Linked DNA regions of Homo sapiens: regions 1, 2, 3, 4 and 6 are each linked to region 5. A link is a contact called in ENCODE Hi-C or POLR2A ChIA-PET data. All regions are on one chromosome and are shown on one strand. Each heading gives the region's core, a stretch centred on a gene start or an enhancer-like site at or near the end of the contact. The rest is flanking DNA. Distances are from core to core; before and after follow the strand shown. Region 1 holds the start of PEX6 (peroxisomal biogenesis factor 6). Region 2 holds the start of GTPBP2 (GTP binding protein 2). Region 3 holds the start of CNPY3-GNMT (CNPY3-GNMT readthrough). Region 4 holds the start of TJAP1 (tight junction associated protein 1). Region 5 holds the start of TOMM6 (translocase of outer mitochondrial membrane 6). Region 6 holds the start of MEA1 (male-enhanced antigen 1).

Region 1 (3,574 bases), core at 67-2,566, 1.2 Mb after region 5:
CAGAGTTTCACTCTTATCGCCCAGGCTGGAGTCCAATGGCGCGATCTTGGCTCACCGCAACCTCCGCCTCCCAGGTTCAAGCGATTCTCCTGCTTCAGCCTCCCAAGTAGCTGGGATTAGAGGCATGCACCACCACGCCCGGCTAATTTTACATTTTTTTAGTAGAGACGGGGTTTCTCCATGTTGGTCAGGCTGGTCTCGAACTCCCGACCCCAAGTGATCCGCTCGCCTCGGCCTCCCAAAGTGCTGGGATTACAGGCGTGAGTCACCGCGCCCGGCTAGAAACATTATGTTCAAAGTCCGGGATGATATGGGGCACGAGTCCTAAATCTTCCAATTTACCTAAGACAGAGAAGAGGGTATAAGAAAGAGGAAGCACTCCTGACCCCAGTCCTTTATCCTACCTGAATTCTGAGCTCTCCCATTTCCAGGGGGTCACAGCCAAGATTAAAAGCCAAAGTGGCAGGGACAAGCGCCAGTCCGTCAGCGAGGGGCTCTCCCAGCGGTCCAGAGCCGGGTCCCAGTCTATCAGAGAGGTCCCAGCGAGGTTCTAGGACCTGCACCCTAGCCAAGTGCGGCTGTGAAGTGTTCGATGACTCTCTGGCCTGGGCCACCCACACCCATTCGCCCTGGAAGAGGCCAAGGCCACGGAGACAGCTCCGGCTCACCCCTAGTGAATCTCCAGTCCCTCCCAGAACTCCCTGGAGTCGCCGCACTGTGCCAGAAACCGCAAAGGAGGACACCACGGGCGGGGGTGGGGGCCGACTGCTGTCCCCAGACTCTGGACACAGTCTGGCCCGCCCGCGGAGCTCAGTCACAGCCAGCCGAGTCCCTGGGCCCAGCAGCCCTTGCAACGCCGGCCGCGTCTCCAGCACCCGCGGTCCGGGCACTGGGAGGGTCTCTCCGCGCCTCACCAGCAGCGGCCCGACTCGCGGTCCGAGCCCAGGCCCCAGCGAGGTGCCAAGCAGTGCCCAACCTAGCGCCGGGGGCCGCCGCACCGCCCGCGCCCGCACCCAGGCCCCGGAGCCCAGTGCCAGGAGCCGCAGCAGCGCGCGGCTAACCAGTAGCTGCGGCGGCCCGGGACCCTGCTCTTCGGTGCCCGCGTCCGGCCCCTCCAGGGCTGCCACCAGCAGCGCCGGCCCTGCCGGGCTCTCCCCTGCAGGCCTCAGGGCCAGCACCAGGCCCAGCTCCGCCGCCGGCCACGGGCCCCCGGGTGGCAGCAGCACTGCCAACGGGGGTGTCTCGGTCGGAAAGGGCTCCAGGACCCGCAAGACAGCCAGCGCCATGGTGACAGGACACCAACGAGGAGGGTGAAGGAGCGCAGCTTCCGGAGCCAGAGAGCCAGACGACTAGTGTGCGCGAGGGCCGCTTCCGCTTCCGTCAGGGGAGGCCAGAGGAAAAGGGGAGGGGGGTCGGGTGCCGCGAACTTGCTCTGAGGGGGTTAGCTGCGCCTCGGATTGATCTGCGTCGTGCCTCGATAGGCAGTAACCTTCATCGCTGCGGTTGCGTAGCGTTTACCCATGCGCCATTTGAACTTGTGCTTAAGGGATTTATCTTTGCCTTCTACGGAAGTAATGTTCTCTTAACTATTTTTCCCCGTGGCATGAACGTAACAGTTTATTGACTGATAAATGAACAGTCAGCATGCTCGGGATGACTGGGCCCAGTACTGGGAGCTCTAGGTGAAATGTTTCGGAAGGAGTCCGCTCCTCTGCGGAGCTCCTGCAGCTTCCCCTGTGGAACTGTGAGCACTGAGGTTTGAGGGTTGCAGGAAAGGTTGCAGGAGGGAGTAGCAGGATTAGAAAACTGTCTCACACTTGCTTATAGGTATATAGTGGCTGCTGAGTGAATTACTAGATGTGATTCATACAGCCCTGGAGTGCTTGGTGCCACCACACATGTTCCAGCACATCTGGCACAAAACCCATGTTCCAGGACTTCTTGCCCTGTTCATTGTTCTGTTTGTTTTACTCCCACCAAACTTAAGTTGAAGACAAAACAGCTTTTCTTTCACCCCCCCCCCCCAAATCCTTGCAGATCGGAAACCCATTCACTTTCTATCCTAGAGCGGGGCAGGCAGCAGAGCAGGCAGAAGGAAAGGAGTTCAAGGCTTCTGTCAGCATAACACCAACAGTCGACTTCCTGCGTGTGCTGTTATTTAGATTCCATCCTTCTCTTCACCTCCACTGTTCTGTACAAGACACTCAGCTAGTGGTAGGCCACATTTCCTTTTTTATGGCAACAGGGTCCTACTCTGTCACCCAGGTTGGAGTACAGTGGCACGATCCCCATTCATTGCAGCTTCTACCGTCCCAGGCTCAAGTGATCTCCCACCTCAGCCTCCCGAGTAACTGTAGCCGGGACCACAGGCACACGCCACCATACCCAGCCAATTTTTTTTTTGAGACGGAGTTTCGGTCTTGTTGCCCAGGCCAGAGTGCAATGGCACGATCTCAGCTCACTGCAATCTCCGCTTCCCAGGTTCAAAGAATCTCCTGCCCCAGCCTCCCAAGTAGCTGAGATTACAGGTGTGTGCCACCACACCCAGCTAATGTTGTATTTTCAGTAGAGACGGGGTTTCACCCTGTTGGTCAGGCTGGTCTCGAACTCCTGGCTTCAAGTGAGCCACCTGCTTACGCCTCCCAAAGTGCTGGGATTACAGGCATGAGCCACTGCGCCTGGACTAATTTTTTATTTTTTGTAGAGACAGAGTTTCTCTGTGTTGCCTAGGCTGGTCTCAAACTCCTGGTCTGAAGAGATCCTCAGGCCTCAGCCTCCCAAAGTGCTGGGACTACAGGCATAAGCCATCATGTCCCACTGCATTTCCAATTATTAACAATTATTTTCACTTACAATAAATGAATTGGATGGTGCCAATCTCCATTTTCTAGACCTTACATTCTCTTTCAGCTACTGCTCAGCTTTCTCCATCTCTCCTTTCTTCTTGAGGCAGTCTTCTATTTTGTACATTATACATTCCTGAAAATTTGAAAGACAAATATATGAAAACTATTAGATTTGCATATTATAAGGGGCTGGGCGCAGTGGCTCATGGCTGTAATCCCAGCACTTTGGGAGGCCAAGTGGGTGGACTGCTTGAGGCCAGGAGTTTGAGACCAGCCTGGCCAACATGGTGAAACCCCGTCTCTACTAAAAATACAAAAATTAGCTGGGTATGGTGGTGTGTGCCTGTAGTCCCAGCTACTCGGGAGGCTGAGGCAGGAGAATGGCGTGAAGCCGGGAGACAGAGCTTGCAGTGAGCCGAGACTGCGCCACTGCACTCCAGCCTGGGTGACAGAGTGAGATTCCGTCTCAAAAAAATAAATAATAGAAAAAAATAAATAAAATAGCATGCAAGAATGTACTAACCAGGAACCATGGCTTGTGTCTATAATCCCAGCTATGGGGAGGCTGAGGCAGAAGGATCACTTGAACCCAGGAATTTGAGGCTATGATTGTGCCACTGCACTCCAAGTGGGTGACAGAGCAAGACCTTGTCTCTTAAAATATATAAAATTAAAAGAAAAAAAAACTAAATAAAGAATGTTCTAGGTACCTAGATTCACATGGATGA
Region 2 (3,310 bases), core at 185-2,684, 1.8 Mb after region 5:
TTCACTCATAATCTCCACTTCATGGTGTGTTAAGGAGATTATTTTTTTTCCCCATCAATAAAAACCTTTTAATCATTTTTCTGGGGATGGGTGGCTTCAAAAAATGTGGTACAAGAATGACAGTCTAGGGCCCAGACCAATGGTTCCCAAAGTGAGGTCCTGGGACCAGCAGCATTAGTATCACACGGGAACTTATAAGAAATGCAAATTCTCAGGCCCATCCTCACTAGTAAGAAAGAATCAGAAATTCTAGGCTGGGCACGGAGGCTCACGCCTGCAATCCCAGCACTTTGGGAGGCCGAGGCGGGTGGATCACCTGAGGTCAGGAGTTTGAGACCAGCCTGGCCAACATGGTGAAACCCCATCTCTACTAAAAATACAAAAATTATCTGGGCGTGGTGGCGGGCACCTGTAATGCCAGCTACTCGGGAGGCTGCAGCAGAAGAATCGCTTGAGAACCCGGGAGGCCGAGGTTGCAGTGAGCTGAGATAGCCCTACAGCACTCCAGCCTGGGTAACAGAGACTCCGTCTCAAAAAAAATAAATAAATAAATAATAAAAAAATAAAATTGGCCAGGCGTTGGGGGCCAGCAATCCGGGTGATTCGATACATGCCAAAGTTTGATAACCACTGGCTTAGGCTGTGTGTGTGTGTGTGTGTGTGTGTGTGTGTGTGTAGTGAACATACTGCTCTTTTCCCGAGTACTGTGTGTGTGTCCGTGTGGAACATATTGCTCTTTTCCCGGGTACTCCCCTTCTCCCTGTGGAACAAGTTTAGAAGAAGTGGTGGTTACTGTCTGCCTCTCGTCCCAGGATGCAGTCTCTCTTGCCCTATGGCGGCACACGCAGTTGGTCGGGGTGCTCTTCCTGGGATCCCCTTTCTCTACTTCTCTCCTGGGGTAATCTAGATCAGAAGGGGGAGTCCTCCCTCTCCACTCTTCCTCCCTGAGGTCCTGTCACCTGAGAGTCCAGTCTCTGCCCTTCCTCCCTGGGGTCCCGGGACCTGAAAGAGGTGTTCTCCTCCCGTGCCCCTCCTCCCTGGGGTCTCGACACCGGAAGGGGAGATTAATTATCTGGGTCCCGCCTCCCTAGAGTCCTGGGCCGGAAAGAGTGGCTTCTTCCCGCCCTACCACTTCTCAGGTGCTCACCTCGGGGGGCAAATACGGGGGGTTGTTGGCTTTGCCCCCTCTGTTCCTTCCGTTCTTCTTCTTTCCCTTTGGCCCCCCGCAGCCGCTGCTGCTGCCGGCCCCCCTAGCCTTGAGGGTTCCGCCCACGGCCGGGCCCCCTCCGGGCCGGCAGCAGCCGCCGAACAGCTCCGATACCCGCGAGTCCATCCGCCGCTGCCGCCAGCCCCCCGCCCGGCCCCTCCCCCGACCGCCGCCGCCGTCGCCGCCGCCCTTACTGCCACTGCCGTGTCCGGCCGGCCTGAGCAGAGTGGGGTGGGGCTCTGCACAAGCTACGCCCCCCACCTCCCTGGCCTCCGGGTCGCGTCAGAAACAGCCGCGGGGCACCACGGGATATAGAGTCCCCAGGCCTGGGAATTCACTTAAATGACACGTCGCCGCCCTACAACTCCCAGGAGGCATCGCGGCGCAAGTGGCCGCGGGAGTCGTCGGAGGCGTGGGGAAGGAGCGCGCCTTGGCGCGCAAAGGCTTAAGGGAGCTGTAGTCTGACTTCCAGTCCTCGCGCTATGTTCTTTTTCTAGGACTTGGGGGGAATTTAGAGCCTCGAGGCCTGGGGTGGGGACGCGAGGACACCAGCGTAGAAGAGCTTACATCAGAATCGAGCTTTGTGGGCGCTCCGGGATTTGGCCCTTTAGCGCGGATCCTAGACAACAGGTTTTGGACCTCGAGAGCTGCAGAACTGAGGCTACTGGTGCCGCCAGCCTGCTGGCTCCGCCTCTGCCTCAGTTTCTTCCCCTATGGCCCGCGTGCCGCTGGGGTGAGTCAGGGCGAACGCCAGGGCGGAGGCGGATGGTGATTAGCCAAATTACGGCTGTTATTGTTGGGATGATTATGCTACCTTTACATAGTAGTCACTGCTTTATTACCAGGCTGGCACCGTCCAGGGGCTGGTTTTAATAACCGGAGGCACCGCGGTGGCCCCGACACGAGACCCGAACCCGTAAACCAGCTTCCTCCCCGAAGGCTGCAAGCATACCCAAAGCGAGTATTCCTCCTCCCCTTTGTTTTGAAGCAGAACCAATCGGGAAGAACTGAGTTTGGTTTTAAACGGCCAAGACTGTAGGAGGGGCCTGGCCCCTACTTCGGGCGGGGCTAGGGCTCGGGTTACACCAACCACCACGAGGGCGGGGCAGTGGCCGGGAATAGAAACTTGGCCTAGGGCCACAGGGGATTTTTGGCTTTTGACTCTCTTGTGAAGCAATCTCCAGCTCTTTAGTGCTGTTGCACTCTACAGAGTACATACATTCAGCGACATAAGCCAGTGCACAGAACACAGAAAGGCAGGGTGGAAAAGCAGTTATGTTGCTGAGCTGCGAGTCAGGACGCTAGGGCTCAATTCACAGCCGCATGGCTGTCTCATGACTCAGACCACTCACAGTGTGTCCACTTCTCCCCTCTTCTCGAACTGCGAGGTGCTCATACACGGTCAAGAAATTAAACAACTCAGCCGGGTGCGGTGCCTCACGCCTGTAAATCACAGCACTTTGGGAGGCCAAGGAGTGTGCGGATCACCTGAAGTCAGGTGTTCGAGACCAGCCTGGCCAACACAGCGAAACCCCGTCTCTACTAAAAATACAAAAATTAGCTGGGCGTGGTGGCGCATGCCTGTAATCCCGGCTGCTCGCGAGGCTGAGGCAGGAGAATCGCTTGAACCCGGGAGGCGGAGGTTGCAGTGACCCGAGATCACGCCATTGCACTCCAGCCTGGGCAACAGAGCGAGACTCCAACTAAAAAAAAAAAAAAAAAATTAGCCCAGCATGATGGTGCACATCTGTGGTCCCAGCTGCTCGGGAGACTGAGGCAGGAGAATCGCTTGAACTCGGGAGGTAGAGGTTATAGTGAACTGAGATCATGCCACTGCACTCCAGCCTGGGTGACAGAACGAGACTTCGTCTCAAAAAAAAAAAAAAAAAAAAAAAGAAAGAAAAAGAAATTAAGCAACTCTTCTCTCCAGACCTCAGTTGTCCTTGGAAAACTAGAAGCAGCAATAATGACTTACCTCTGGTGATCCCTTCAGGGGTTCAGACTTGGTAGAGTCCATGGCTTCCTCCCAGGGCCACAAGGAGGGAGGCAGGTTTACTGATCATGCTGTCCACATAGCATAATTTCCCAAAGCAGTGAGAGCAG
Region 3 (3,207 bases), core at 79-2,578, 1.1 Mb after region 5:
TAACTTTTTGTATCTTTAGTAGAGATGGGGTTTCAGCATCTTGGCCAGGCTGGTCTTGAACTCCTGACCTCGTGATCCACCTACCTCGGCCTTCCAAAGTGCTGGAATTATAGGCGTGAGCCACCAAGCCCGGCCTCCTCTTTATTTTTTATTTTGATTTATTTATTTTTGAGATGGGGGGGGTGTCTCGCTATGTTGACCAGGCTGGTCTCGAACTCCTGGCCTCAAGCAGTTCTCCCTTCTTGGCCTCCCAAAGTGCTGGGATTACAGACATTAGCCACGGCGCCTGGCCTTTTTCTTCTTCTTCTTCTTTGTTGAGACAGGGTCTCAATCTGTTGCCCAGGCTGGTCTCCAACTCCTGGGCTCAGGTGATCCTTCCGCCTCGGCCTCCCAAAGTGCTGGGATTACAGGCGTGAGCCATTAAGTGTTCCCCTTAATGACACAGCAGATGAGAGTTTTACTGAGTATCTCCTTGTGCCAGGCACCCTGTTGTTGCTGGGGAAGCGGAAGGGAGAGACAATCGTTAATCGGCTAAATTTCTGCCTTCTGAGAGCTCAGAATCAAGAAATAAATAATAGGGCAGTAAAAGGGGCTGGGATTACATACAAAAAGAAAATTAATGCCTGAACTTTTTACAATCTGCTCGATAAGCTTTAATTCTATTAACCTATTTGAGCTTCCCAACAACAGGCAAGCTCCCACAGCAGCTAGGAGGATCACTTTGTCGTCATACAAATAGAAACAGGCTCAGAGAGGAAGTCATTTGTTCTAGTTCTCACTAGGACAAATCTACTGGCTACTAAAAAAGTGTGAAGGCTGGGGACAGTTTGAGTCGTCCTGCTTGCACCTTAAGCGCCTACAAGAGTGCCCGGCTATAACAACCACAATACCAATAATAAAATTTAAAAACAGATGTTCAGTAAGGACTTGCGGCATTAGGACCCCAGGAGGGAAGTGACGTTCGAGGAGGCGGAGAAAGCCGCGAAGACGGCCTTCCCCACATCTTCCAGCACCTGCGCGCCTGAATCCGTCCCACCCAGGCCCAGACGCAGGCTTCTTCTCGGGTCTTGGTCCTGCATCCTCTCTCTCCCAGAGCCTCCGTTAGGGGGTGGGAAAGGACTTTGCCATAGGTCGCTGAGGCCACCATCTGCTCTCTTACTGGCCAAGGGCGTAAAAAGATAGTCTTCCCATTAGCTAGAGAGCAAACCCCAGAAAGCCTATTGGCTGCGCCGTCCGCGGGCCTTGGTCCGCTTTGAAGGCGGGCTGCGGCTGCGAGAGGAGGGCGGGCGGGAGGCTAGCTGTTGTCGTGGTTGCTCGGAGGCACGTGTGCAGTCCCGGAAGCGGCGAGGGGAAACTGCTCCGCGCGCGCCGCGGGAGGAGGAACCGCCCGGTCCTTTAGGGTCCGGGCCCGGCCGGGCCATGGATTCAATGCCTGAGCCCGCGTCCCGCTGTCTTCTGCTTCTTCCCTTGCTGCTGCTGCTGCTGCTGCTGCTGCCGGCCCCGGAGCTGGGCCCGAGCCAGGCCGGAGCTGAGGAGAACGACTGGGTTCGCCTGCCCAGCAAATGCGAAGGTGAGGAGGCGGGGCCCGTGGGGCGTATCCTGCCGGAGGGGCTGGCTCCAGCGGTGGTGCTTGCGGAGCAGCGTCGGGGGTTGCAAGGTTCCGAGCTCTGCAGGGTGTCTTCCTTCCTTGAACAGGCTTGCGCCGGGACGCTGCGGCGGACGAGAGATCTGGTCCCGGTACCCCTGGAGTTCACACATTGGTAGAAACAAGCAATGATAATTCAGAGTAGTAGATGCCATGATAGGGGAGGTACAGAGCTTCCTTTTGGGGGCCGGACGAGGAGCATCTGGTCTAGCCTGGAGTGGGGGAGGGGGTGGGCGAAGGCTGTGTGCAGAGGGGAGTCAAAGAGGGCTTCATACAGGAAGCACGAAGAGGCATTAGGAGTTAGCCGGATGAAGAGAAGTGGAAAGAGAGGGGCCCACTCAGGAAACTACAGAGGCAGAGGCCTGCCGGCTGAGAAGCTAAGAACGAGTTTGAGGAACTGAAAAGCTCCAGATGACTCATCTTGGGGGAAAAAAACCTAAGACTTTCCCCTTTTGCCCTCACTGCAACCCAATCTGTGTAGTTGTCTGTTGCACCCACTAACAACTCCTCGAAGGCAGGAATTTTTGTCTTAGATACGTATTCACACAGTGTCTGGTAGGCACTCAATAAATGTTTTGAGAATACAGATGATTAAATGGGAGACTGTGGGTGTGTGTGAGGAGGAGGATCTGGATCTGAGGAGCCCTTTGGGGGAACAATAGAGCCTATGGGGAACTTGAAAGAAGATTTTAGGACTTTGGAGAAAAGGTGAGTCCCAAAGACATAGGCGTTGAGGAACTACAGAGAGAGAGAGAGAGGGAGCTACCAGCGAGCCAGGACTATAAAGGACCTATTTCTTTTTCCTCAACTCCGTCCCTTAGTTTTCTCCTCAGACCTTACAGTCATGCCTGCCTTCCTAGCCCCGTAACCCCAGGGCCCCCAGAAAGTTGGCTGTGAATCTCTCATCTGAATTGAAAGCCTACATCAGGCCAGATGTTCCCTAAACACTGGAAAGTGGGTTTGGGGTAAGTTTCGGACACATAATCCTTCCATTAGAGAGATTAAAAGGATGCTTTAGAGATAAGCCGACTTCACTGGTAGGGCACCCAGTATGAGTTCAAGCCTGTGCCTTCCCCCGTACATTCTTTTCTTTTTTTCCTTTTTTTTTTTTATGAGACTGTCTGGCTCTGTTGCCCAGGCTGGAGTGCAGTGGCGAGATCTCGGCTTATTGCAACCTCTGCCTCCTAGGTTCAAACGATTTTCCTGTCTCAGCCTCCTGAGTAGCTGGGATTACAGGCGCATGCCACCATGCCCAGCTAATTTTTGTGTTTTTAGTAGAGATGGGATTTCATCATATTGGTCAGGCTGGTCTTGAACTCCTGACCTCAAGTGATCCACCTGCCTTGGGCTCCCACAGTGCTGGGCTTATAGGCGTGAGCCTCTGCTCCTGGCCGCCCTTTCACTTTTCGCTCTTCCTCTAGTCCTGATAGCTTTTTTTTTTTTTTTTGAGATGGAGTTTCGCTCTTATTGCCCAGGCTGGAATGCAGTGGCGCGATCTTGGCTCACCGCAACCTCCAGTGACCCACCCTCCTCGGCCTTACAAAGTATTGGGATTACAGGCA
Region 4 (3,465 bases), core at 658-3,157, 1.7 Mb after region 5:
GGGACAGGGGAGCAGATGGAATTCCTGGACAATTGTTCCGGCTGTCACCAGAGAGGATAGGCTGGAGGGGGCCCTGGATAATTTATGGAGGGACAGATGCTTCTCCGGAACCATCTGGCCAAGAGAGGCCTGGGCTCGGGGTGGATGATGTCTTTAGGTCTGAGGAGACTCCTGGCCTCCAGCCTTCCTCATTTCCTCTACCTGGCCTGCTCGGTGCCCTGGGGCTTTCCTAGGATGGCTGTGCTCCCTGAGGACCCAGCTGCAGAATTCCACCTGATCCTCATCTCACTCTCTCCTTTGCTGAGTCTGGGGCTTGTCTTTGCTACCATTCCTGTTAGTGCTAAGTGGGGCCTTGAGGTCATGTAACTTCCATCTATGCATTTTCTTATTTTATAGTATTTTCAACCCCTCTTCTCCACCAGTATATTCCAAAATCTGTCAATCACCAACCTCCATACCATTTATTCATTCAATAAATATTTACTGGCCGGTGCAGTGGCTCACACCTGTAATCTCAGCACTTTGGGAGGCTGAGGCAGGTGGATCACTTGAGGTCAGGAGTTCGAGACCAGCCTGGCCAACATGGTGGAATGGTGGAACTCCCATCTCTACTAAAAATACAAAAAATTAGCTGGCATGCGCCTGTAATCCCAGCTACACAGGAAACTGAGGTGGGAGAATCACTTGAACCCGGGAGGCGGAGGTTGCAGTGAGCCGAGATCGCACCACTACACTCCAGCCTGGGCAACAGAGTGAGACCCTGTCTCAAAAATTAATTAATTAATTAAACAAACAGAATAAAAAAAATCTATTGAATACCTACTATGCCAGGCATTGTTTTAGACACTGGGGATACTGTGATGAGCAAGAAAACATCCCAGACCTCTGGAGTTTGCTTTGTAGTGGGGAGATGATCAATAAACAATAAATATTTAATATAATGTCAGATAATGATAAGTACTATGAATGAAAACATTAAAGCAGGGTAAAGGAGAATAGGGATGCTGATTTAGATTGAGTGGCCAAGGAAGGCTTCTCTAAAGTGATGACACTTGAGCAAAGACACAAATGAGAGTCAATATTTGGAGGAAGAACATTCCAGGTATGGGGAATAGCAAATTTAGAGACCCTGAGGCAGAAATATGCTTAATGCATTGGAGGAAAACATGCCATTTATTCATTAGGCAATTATTGTGTGCCAAGCACCTGCTAGGGAGTATGAAGATGCAATCAAACATAGTTTTTGCCCTGAAGAAGCAGCAGGGCAAAAGTGGTATAACATGTAAATAAATAATTACACTGCACGGGACAGCTACAGTAAAGCTATGTACAAGTTGCTAGTGATGCCCAGCAAAAGGAGCACTAAAGGGAAATCTTTCTGGGGGAGGTGACATTTTAGCTGATGGTTTGAAGGAATAGGAGGAATTGATGATGCAAAGGAGGAGGAGAGAGATTAGACATCTTAAGGCCCGATGTCCTGAAAACAAAGGACAATTTGGGAACCTGAAGTTCCCAGGAGAGGCAAAAAATGAGGCTGATGAAGGTGGAAGAGCCTGGATCATGCGGATCTTTGAATGCCAAACTGAAAAGCTGGTTTTATTCTCTGGATGACGGGGAACCAGTAGCACGATTCTCTCTCCCACTGTATCTTTGAGATGTGTTCCCCTATTCTTTTTTTTTTTTTTTTTCTTTCAGTACTGGATTCTTTCCCCGCTTCCCGCTATTGCCCTGCTCCTGACACCTCCTTCCTTCTGTGGCCAGTCCTCCAATCCCTGCTTTCAGGAGAGCCCCATTTTTCACCATCACCTACCTAGTGTCCCACCTCCCCAACCCGAGGCCCCGCCCCCATGGCCCCGCCTCAGATGACGCGACACGCCAAGTGCGTGGGGATTCCCGCGGCCCTGGCCACTACCCGGCCTGCCCCGCGGCAAGATGGCGGCCTGAACGCAGCTGGCAGCGGCGGAAAGTTTGTTGTGGGGTTGGAGTAGTCGGGCGGGGAAGCCAGAGTTGGGGAGGATTGCGGGGGCCCTAGCCTGTAGTAGGGGCGAAGGGGGTACTGGCTCCAGGGTTGAAAAGAGGAGATGGAATGGAGTAAGGTCCGAGGCGGAGAGGAAAAAAAGGAGCTGGGGCGGACCGGGGCCCTAGGGTCCAGTGGCAGCCCTAGGGGAGGGGGATTTGGGGGCGGGGCAGCCAGAAGTAGGTGTTGTGCAGGCCCTGGAGAAGCAGAGTCACAAGTTGGAGGAAAATTTCTTAGCCGCGAATAAAGAAGCCTGGAGCGTGGGATAGAGGCCCGACTGTATCTGGCCGGCCAGAGGGGAAAGGGATCTTTCTAGTAGAGTGGGATAGTGAGGAAGAGAGATCTGGAGGATGCCGGGCAGATCTGCTAAGGAGGGAACTAAAGCCAGTCAAATGACCCTCTTCTAGGCTTAGATCAGCCTTTCCACAGCTGTTAGCAGCATCTGCCCCAATTTCAGCTGAAGATTCAGGTGCCCCAGGGACTGGAAGAAATTACAGTGCCTACTTGGAAAGAAGAAGAGATAGCGACTTGCCCCAGTCCAACCCCAGAGCGGGTAAGGTGGCTTCCAGTGACAGGTTTCTGGCTGGCATGCTCCCTGGGAGGAGGATGCATGGGCTTAGAGTGATGCCAAGAAACATTTGGTCTGAAAAGGGCTCACTTTTATAGAGTTTGTCCTTTGTCTGAGGTCCTTAAGTTAGTGTTTGGCGTAGATTGCAGGCTGACTTTTGAGAGTTGGTGTAGAATTAAGCCTTGTGTGCCTTCACCTATGCAAGTAAACCTGGACAGAGGCCTAGAGACCAGGCCGAAGGATGTTAACACATCCCTGTCACAAGCAGTTTCCTACATGCTCATTGTTTCTGCTTCAATATCCCCATCACTTCTTCACTTTGGCGTCCTGCCTGGAAGTGGAGATTTGTGGGTGACAGATGGTGGGGAGTCACGAGAAAACAAATTCTGATCGTGTTCACTGACCATTTAGGTACCTGCTGTCACTGACTCCTGAATTCATTCTCGCTGTGTGTCTACTTTTGCTTTTTTGGTAAGAAGGGCTCATTAGTGTTCCTCTGGGGATGTGGATTTTGGTGGGGGTATCAGAGGTGAGGGAAAGGCAGGTTGGGATTAGAGAGAAAAAATGTAGATCAGTTTCTGGTAAGAGATCAAGTGGACTGATGTAAAGCTCTGGGAATGTTTAGCACCGCACTGCCTATCCTTGAGACCCCTAATATTTGAGAGCTACTTTACAGTTGGACAAGTGTGGTGATGCAAAGAAAGGATCATGGAACTTGCTCTTTTCTTTTCTGGTAGTTTTTTTCTCTCCTTTGTAATCTTCCCATCAAACCACTTTTGAAAAATATCAGTCTCAGTAGCCAAACTAAGCATGGCCTGAGAGGTAGTGGATTTGGTGTTGGAGAGAAAGGAAAGGGACTGGAGCCAGAGAACACAGTGAA
Region 5 (3,430 bases), core at 806-3,305:
GGAGTGGGGAGAAGTAGGAACCAGCCTGGGACTACCAAGTTCCCTGTGTTCTGACTTGAGCTCTGGGCATGTAGGACCCAGTGCCCTTCTCTCTGGCCTCCCCCACTGCAGAGTCCCTCAAATGTTCCTGGACTCATCGAATTTCTCTAGAGCAGGGAGTCTTGGACACATGCTCATCTCAGTAGATGCCGAGTGCCCAGTGCTGTGCCTCATCATGCTAGAAATTCCCTTGATGTCAGCATAAAAGGAAGCCTGGAGCCCTGGGTTGGGAGTCCAGACCCCCAGGTCGCACTGGGGATTGTCCCACTTGCTAGCTGGGATCCTGGCTAAGCCAATCAGTCCTCCCTGCGTCCAAAAGTGGCTGAGTGAATTAAATGGGAATGTGTGCAGACGTGCTTTAGCGTTAACTGGGTAAAAGGCGTGGTTACTGGATGAATGAATGAGGGAATGAATGAATGAAACGTTCCCCTCTCCCTCTCCCTCTCCCAGCTGATCTTCTCCTGGCGCTGCACCGAGGCGGAGGGACAGCGCTGGCATGAGAACCACTTCTGTTGCCAGGACTGCGCCGGGCCTCTGGGCGGGGGACGTTATGCCCTGCCTGGGGGAAGCCCCTGCTGCCCCAGCTGCTTCGAGAACCGCTACTCGGATGCAGGCTCGAGCTGGGCCGGGGCACTGGAAGGGCAGGCATTCCTTGGTAAGGGAGAGGATGCAGAGCAAAGCGGGAGGGAGCTTGGGCTGGGCTGTGGGGGTTCTCCCGGGCTGGGACCCTCGCCCCGGTCCCACGCCGTCCCGTCCCTCCAGGAGCGCCCCCACCGCACCCCCCAGACCCAAGCCTCGGGGCCCGCAGCTCTCACCGCGCATCCCTGGCCGGAGCGTTCCAAGGGCCGCCCGAACCCACCCCGCGCCGCGGTCGGGGTTGCGGCGCCAGACTCCCTCCCAGGCGCGGGAGGCGGACGCCCTCTGGTGGAGGCGGGGGACCCTGGCGAGGACTCTCGGCGGCGGCGGCGGCGCGCACGGCCCAGGGGCTGGGCGGGGCGGGAGGCTGGGCCTCACCCCCACTAGCTGCGGTGTAGGTCCAGCTCCGCGGCTCTGAGACCAGCGTTTCCGACCCGGCCCGGAACAGGGGAGACTGGACTCGACCGAACTGAAGGAAGGGACCAAACCTCGGTGAACTCTGCAACCCTCTCCCGAACACTCCTCGCTGCTGCCGGCGGTTCCAGCCTGCAAACTCAGAGGGGGCTGCCTGGATCCAGTCCCCAGCAGGAGAACCGACCTGGGGACAAAGCGGAGGCACCCAAAGGGCAGGAGCAATGCCGCCTGGAGACTATTCGTGATCCCAAGGACACCCCTTTCTCCACCTGCTCCTCCTCCTCTGACTCGGAACCTGAAGGATTTTTCTTAGGCGAGCGCCTTCCCCAGTCCTGGAAGACCCCCGGAAGCCTCCAAGCAGAGGACAGCAACGCCTCTAAGACGCACTGCACCATGTGCTAGTGGCGCAGCTCAGAGAGGGGATGTGAGTGGGAGGAAAGGGGTCTGTAAAGCGGGAGAACAAGGCTAGCCTCCCCCTAACAATCCTAGACTGAGACGCAGTCAGGCGCACGCCCGCAAGAGGCGGCGAGGTGACAAGTTTGGAGTGCGCCCCCTTCAGTACTGCGCGTTCTAAGACTTTTGGCGGAGACTTTCTTGGCAAAACCCATTCCCCAAAGCTACGCTTCCCCTGCTGAGATAGCCCCTACCCCCACCTCCACAGGCTGGGACAGCCCCGTCCCCACCATCCTCCTCCCAAGCCAATTAAATGATCACAGCACGCGTGACAGTTACCGGCTGGAGAGCCGGAGGTGGGACCGGGAGCAGGGGACCGTAGAACCGGGCCGCGCTCCTCCCCTCCTAGAGTTCGTGGAGGCGCAGCAGAGGGCCGTCCCTCTTCCGGATGTCGGACTAAGCGAACAGCGCCCCCACTGCCGGCCGGTAGCAGCCGGAAGTGCCAGACCGGAGGTGCGTCATTCACCGGCGACGCCGATACGGTTCCTCCACCGAGGCCCATGCGAAGCTTTCCACTATGGCTTCCAGCACTGTCCCGGTGAGCGCTGCTGGCTCGGCTAATGAAACTCCCGAAATACCGGACAACGTGGGAGATTGGCTTCGGGGCGTCTACCGCTTTGCCACTGATAGGAATGACTTCCGGAGGTAACCGAGCCCGAGGAACTTGGTCCTTTTCTGGCCCTTAAATCCGTATTTCCCCTTTCTTGCGAGGCTGGCGCCTCAGGGTTTTTTGTTTTTGTTTTTTAACATTACCAGCATTGTGGCGTCTTCGTAGCTCTGGCTGTGCCTCACTGAGATCCCTGGCCAGGAGAGTTCCCGTGTGGCAAAAGCGATCTTTCTGTCATGTGGCTGTATCTGTAATGTCACCCTGATCAAGGGAAGAAGTGCTAGCACGTAAACAGGCTTTTTCGGCCCTGGACTAGTGCTTTAGCTGGGCTTTGCGTTTGATCTTACATTTCTTTTTTGTTTTTTTTTTTTTTTTGAGACGGAGTCTCACTCTGTTGCCCAGGCTGGAGTGCAGTGGCGCGATCTCGGCTCACTGCAAGCTCCGCCTCCCGGGTTCACGCCATTCTCCTGCCTCAGCCTCCCGAGTAGCTGGGACTACGGCCGCCCGCCACCACGCCCTGCTAATTTTTTGTATTTTTAGTAGAGACGGGGTTTCACCGTGTTATCCAGGATGGTCTCGATCTCCTGACCTCGTGATCCGCCCGCCTCGGCCTCCCAAAGTGCTGGGATTACAGGCGTGAGCCACCACGCCCGGCCTTTTTTTTTTTTTTTTTTTTTTTTTTTGAGACGGAGTCTCACTCTGTCGCCCAGGCTGGAGTGCAGAGGCGCAATCTCGGCTCACTGCCCCTTCTGCCTCCCGGGTTCAAGCGATTCTCCTGCCTCAGCCTCCCCAGTAGCTGGGATTACAAGCGCGCGCCACCACGCCCAGCTAATTTTTGTATTTTTAGTAGAGACGGGGTTTCACCATCTTGGGCAGGCTGGTCTCAAACTCCTGACTTCTCGATCCACCCGACTCTGCCTCCCAAAGTGCTGGGATTACAGGCGTGAGCCACCGCGCCCGGCCACATTTATTTCTTTTTGAGACAGCCTCGCTCTGTCGCCCAGGCTGGAGTGTAGTGGCGGACCTCAGCTCACTGCAGCCTCCGCCTCCCGGGTTCAAGCGATTTTCCTGCCTCAGCCTCCCCAGTAGCTGGGATTACAGGCGCGCACCACCACGCCCAGCTAATTTTTGTATTTTTAGTAGAGACGGGGTTTCACCATGTTGGCCAGGCTGGTCTCGAGCTCCTGACTTCGTGATCCGCCTGCCTTGGCCTTCCAAAGTGCTGGGATTACAGGCGTGAACCACCGCGCCCAGCCTGACCTTACACTTACTAGGCACAAA
Region 6 (3,216 bases), core at 3-2,502, 1.2 Mb after region 5:
ACCCAGAGCCCTTGGGCTGCTAGGGTCACCAAATCCACCTTGTTACTTTAAGGCAAGCCTGCCCATCCCCAAAGCTAGCAAAAGAGCATTTCACTTGGACTCTGAAGTCTACAAAATCTTAGTTTACAAACTATCTTTTTAGGATAGGGTCTTCCTCTGAAACTTCCTTCTACTGACTCATGCCAGTTCATTTCCTTAGTAATTATTCCAGAATGAAAGAATGATCTTTTACCTGGGTCCATGGGAATAGAGCTGTGGTTGTTCAACGCTGTAGCTCCCTCCTCATCTTCATCTTCACTCTCTAATGGTGGGTCTGGCAAATGAAGCCCCAGGGCCTGCAGAGCCACAGAAGACCGTTTGGGTCTAGGCTTTCAGGGAGCCCAGCTTCACCTGTTCAGGAACCATCCCTCCTCCACCCTACCTGGATTCGATCCTGGATGTCAGCAACTACATCTCCATCCCCCACTGGTGCCAGTTCCACCTCCTCTTGTTCAGGATCTTGGTTCAGGGGCTGGTAGGAGTAGCCAGCTGGGCCCGACCCCGTTTCCTCCTGCTCTTCCTCAGGCTCCTCACTGCTCCAATCCCCAGTGCCTTCTGAAGGGCCCTGATGTCCCAGTTCCTCAGTCTGATTGGGGAAGATACGCTCAGGGCCCATGGTGTCTCCTCCTAGAACTACTGTTGCCATCCGGGCAGGGGCTGCAAGAACAGGGAGGCGGTAGGACAGGGATCGGATGAAACCAGGCCCATCTTCATCCTCTCATCATCTCCTTGTAGTCTCCTGCGTGCAAAAAACCAGCTCCTCCCCGAGGCTCCTGCATCCTCCACCCCTCCGCCCCAATTCCAGCCTCTCGTTCCTCCCCCTCCTAAGTCGGGGTTCTTATCTTGAACCAGGCCCCACCAACTTGCTCCGCCACTTCCTAGTTAAACGCCCAACCGGAGGCCCTGCCACCTCCTAAAAGACACCCCTTCCAGAACCCCGGCTCCCCGCGCCACGCCTCCCCCGCGACTTGGGAACTCTGGGTCATCAGACTCCCCTAAACAGGTCGGCGTACCCGCCCCCTTCTCCCCTCTCCTAGAGGACCCCCTCTGTACCGCCTGACAGATGCCTTTCAGGCCCCATGGGCTCCCCTCAAATGGCCCCAGCTGCAGCGTCCCCCACCCGCCCCCATCCGAATCCCGGCGCCGGTGTTCCCGCGCGCCTCACCCGCTCAGAGCCCGCGGCCTCCACTTCCGGCGGGGCAGGACGTGCAGAGGTGCCTAGTCCTCCAGCCCCGCCCCATATCCATGATTGACGCTGGCGAGGACGAGGAGTCCGCCCCTTGCCCCGCCTCCGTCATTCCCAGCCCAAAAAACAAAGGACTGCATTACCCAGTGGCCTCCTCGGTCTCGACACATATTTGCACATGCGCAGAATCTCTCCTACGCCCCTGCCCACTCCTCAGCCCTCTCGTCCCTCAGGAAACGTATGGACTACAAGTCCCGAAATGCCTCCGGCACTTAGCTACGACTGCACGTGCGCGCACAGCTGCCCGCCGGAAGAACCGAGCTTGGCTGTGTTTATCTCGTTGGGGACTAAGGCGTCGGTTGGCGCGCAACGGGTTCTAGGCTGCAGGCAGCTCGAGGACCCGCGGCCCCGCCCCGGCTCGGCCTGGCAGGTAGCCTGGGATGGGTAGAAGGGCAAGGGAGAATTAGGGGGCTTAGGACGTGCTGTCTGGAGCTGGAGTGGCGGGGGAGGGGCCTGAGAGTGATGAGGTGGGGGTGGGGAGGGAGCTAGGGGGATGATGGGAAAGGAGAGTGTTAATGGGGAAAGCAGGGCTAGGGGAGGATGGCGAGGAGATGGGTAGGAGAGACCTGGTGTCTGGAGGAAGCAATGAAGGAAATGGGAAGGAAGACTGGGCCATGAAAACAGGGAAGCTGAGCATAATGGAAGGGGAGGGGTGTCTGGCGTGGTGGGCTAGGGGAGGCCGGAATGTCTGGAAGAAGACAGGGATAGAGTCATATGCAGAGAGGGGTATCGTGGTCAGTGCATGCTAATTTTTCTTTCCTTAGTGGAGGTGGGAAAATGGAGGGCTGTTGGGTGGAGCTTGGAATGGTAGGAGAAGGAAAAATGAGAAAACTGCAAAGCTCTCACGAGATCAAGAAGGGCGAGAAATGGGGAATAAAAAATGCAAGAGACCAGGCGGGTAGATACATTAAGGGAATAGAAGAAGTTTGAAAATGCTTGGTGGTGATGGAGGACTGGGGAGACCCAGGGATAAGAGGAGCCCCTGAGCGCCTGGGGGCTTGTTCTCCTTGAATTTGAGTTGTTTATATGGCAGAGAAACTAAAATTTTTTTTCTCCACCTTTGGCTGGAATTGCTTATCTCCTCTCCTGTGCATATTTTACTTTACCTTGACATATCTGAAGGGAAGAATAGAGAATATAAGGGAGGATGGAAGACTTCCATTCTTAAGCCCATCGACCTCCTAACAGTCTCCACAAGCCCAGACCCAAGATATTTTGGAGAGCGGGAGTAATGAAGTGAGAGTAGCTTCCTGCTGGGGCTATTTCAGGATGGGTCCCATGGCTATTTAAAGCTTAGGGTGTGGAGTTGGGGGAGGTTGGGTGGGTGGGACTAGCAAGCCAGCTGAAAGCCATGTCTCTTTCCTGCAAGGGGCCTCCCTTATTTGAGCTGTTTTAGTGCCTGAGGTTTTGCCTGGCCCTTTCCTCTGCCAGGGCTTCTTAAACAGGGAGCAGATGATGATACACCCAAACTCAGGAGATGCTTGCCAGCAAAAGCATTGTCAGTTGCAAGGATTTGCCTGAAAAAACCTCAGATGTACCCAGGTGTACGTGCCACTAGGTTGACAGGTTGTGTTTAAGAGACCATGACCAGCTGGGCATGGTGGCTCACGCCTGTAATCCCAGCACTTCAGGAGACCGAGGACGGTGGATCACCTGAGGTCAGGAGTTTGAGACCAGCCTGGCCAACATAGTGAGACCCCATCTCTACTAAAAATACAAAAATTAGCTGGGCATGGTGGCAGGCGCCTGTAATCCCAGCTACTTGGGAGGCTGAGGCAGGAGAATCGCTTGAACCCGGGAGGGAGGCAGAGTTTGCAGTGAGCTGAGATTGCACCATTGCGCTCCAGCCTGGGGGCAAGAGCGAGACTTCATCTAAAAAAAAAAAAAAAAAAAAAGACCATGACTTCTCATGCTGGATCTTTCTCTTGTCC

What was found. Hi-C counts contacts between places; a loop is a spot of excess contacts on that map. ChIA-PET counts read pairs that join two places held with the same protein, here RNA polymerase II (POLR2A). Pooled maps may share reads with other maps.
Region 1: a map of CD8-positive, alpha-beta T cell shows a loop between it and region 5 (7-fold over the local background). The contact joins the promoter of PEX6 here to the promoter of TOMM6 in region 5. A Hi-C loop is called at or near these places in 1 of 168 maps with a recorded cell type or tissue (CD8-positive, alpha-beta T cell) and 7 of 50 pooled maps. POLR2A ChIA-PET finds 5 or more read pairs at or near these places in 1 of 52 experiments (GM10248).
Region 2: a loop to region 5 is called in a map of ascending aorta, with 5 times the contacts of the local background. The contact joins the promoter of GTPBP2 here to the promoter of TOMM6 in region 5. A Hi-C loop is called at or near these places in 3 of 168 maps with a recorded cell type or tissue (CD4-positive, alpha-beta memory T cell, ascending aorta and naive thymus-derived CD4-positive, alpha-beta T cell) and 13 of 50 pooled maps. POLR2A ChIA-PET finds 5 or more read pairs at or near these places in 1 of 52 experiments (HEK293).
Region 3: a loop to region 5 is called in a map of naive thymus-derived CD4-positive, alpha-beta T cell, with 31 times the contacts of the local background. The contact joins the promoter of CNPY3-GNMT here to the promoter of TOMM6 in region 5. A Hi-C loop is called at or near these places in 1 of 168 maps with a recorded cell type or tissue (naive thymus-derived CD4-positive, alpha-beta T cell), 1 of 37 single-sample maps with no recorded cell type and 9 of 50 pooled maps.
Region 4: a pooled map shows a loop between it and region 5 (15-fold over the local background). The contact joins the promoter of TJAP1 here to the promoter of TOMM6 in region 5. A Hi-C loop is called at or near these places in 6 of 50 pooled maps. POLR2A ChIA-PET finds 5 or more read pairs at or near these places in 2 of 52 experiments (GM12878 and activated T-cell).
Region 6: a map of naive thymus-derived CD4-positive, alpha-beta T cell shows a loop between it and region 5 (15-fold over the local background). The contact joins the promoter of MEA1 here to the promoter of TOMM6 in region 5. A Hi-C loop is called at or near these places in 1 of 168 maps with a recorded cell type or tissue (naive thymus-derived CD4-positive, alpha-beta T cell), 1 of 37 single-sample maps with no recorded cell type and 11 of 50 pooled maps. POLR2A ChIA-PET finds 5 or more read pairs at or near these places in 1 of 52 experiments (PC-9).

What each region holds. Positions count from the first base shown.
Region 1 is chr6:42,977,865-42,981,438 of GRCh38, forward strand. PEX6 (peroxisomal biogenesis factor 6) reads right to left here and starts at 1,317. Exons shown (of 17, transcript NM_000287.4): 1 at 405-1,317. The coding sequence starts at 1,286. It overlaps LOC124900215 (a long non-coding RNA gene), which reads right to left. Exons shown (of 2, transcript XR_007059580.1): 2 at 2,678-2,979. RefSeq lists enhancers at 577-1,518, 1,679-1,728 and silencers at 889-1,268, 1,923-2,119, 3,358-3,574.
Region 2 is chr6:43,627,830-43,631,139 of GRCh38, forward strand. GTPBP2 (GTP binding protein 2) reads right to left here and starts at 1,435. Exons shown (of 12, transcript NM_019096.5): 1 at 1,148-1,435. The coding sequence starts at 1,333. It also overlaps a transcript of MAD2L1BP not described here. RefSeq lists silencers at 1,145-1,224, 1,245-1,384 and enhancers at 1,445-1,624, 2,245-2,464.
Region 3 is chr6:42,928,152-42,931,358 of GRCh38, forward strand. It overlaps CNPY3-GNMT (CNPY3-GNMT readthrough), which reads left to right and starts at 1,329. Exons shown (of 5, transcript NR_134892.2): 1 at 1,329-1,570. It overlaps CNPY3 (canopy FGF signaling regulator 3), which reads left to right and starts at 1,329. Exons shown (of 6, transcript NM_006586.5): 1 at 1,329-1,570. The coding sequence starts at 1,420. RefSeq lists enhancers at 722-1,223, 808-857, 868-917, 1,224-1,725, 1,368-1,627 and 1 more.
Region 4 is chr6:43,475,663-43,479,127 of GRCh38, forward strand. It overlaps TJAP1 (tight junction associated protein 1), which reads left to right and starts at 1,908. Exons shown (of 11, transcript NM_001350562.2): 1 at 1,908-1,966; 2 at 2,425-2,570. RefSeq lists an enhancer at 2,258-3,051.
Region 5 is chr6:41,785,639-41,789,068 of GRCh38, forward strand. TOMM6 (translocase of outer mitochondrial membrane 6) reads left to right here and starts at 2,056. Exons shown (of 3, transcript NM_001382294.1): 1 at 2,056-2,187. The coding sequence starts at 2,060. It overlaps PRICKLE4 (prickle planar cell polarity protein 4), which reads left to right. Exons shown (of 8, transcript NM_013397.6): 7 at 490-694; 8 at 1,124-1,814. The coding sequence ends at 1,491. RefSeq lists a silencer at 604-1,123 and enhancers at 1,744-2,743, 1,814-2,503.
Region 6 is chr6:43,012,694-43,015,909 of GRCh38, forward strand. It overlaps MEA1 (male-enhanced antigen 1), which reads right to left and starts at 1,253. Exons shown (of 4, transcript NM_014623.4): 1 at 1,093-1,253; 2 at 422-696; 3 at 233-335. The coding sequence starts at 1,120. It overlaps KLHDC3 (kelch domain containing 3), which reads left to right and starts at 1,556. Exons shown (of 11, transcript NM_057161.4): 1 at 1,556-1,655. RefSeq lists a silencer at 1,125-1,174 and an enhancer at 1,385-1,504.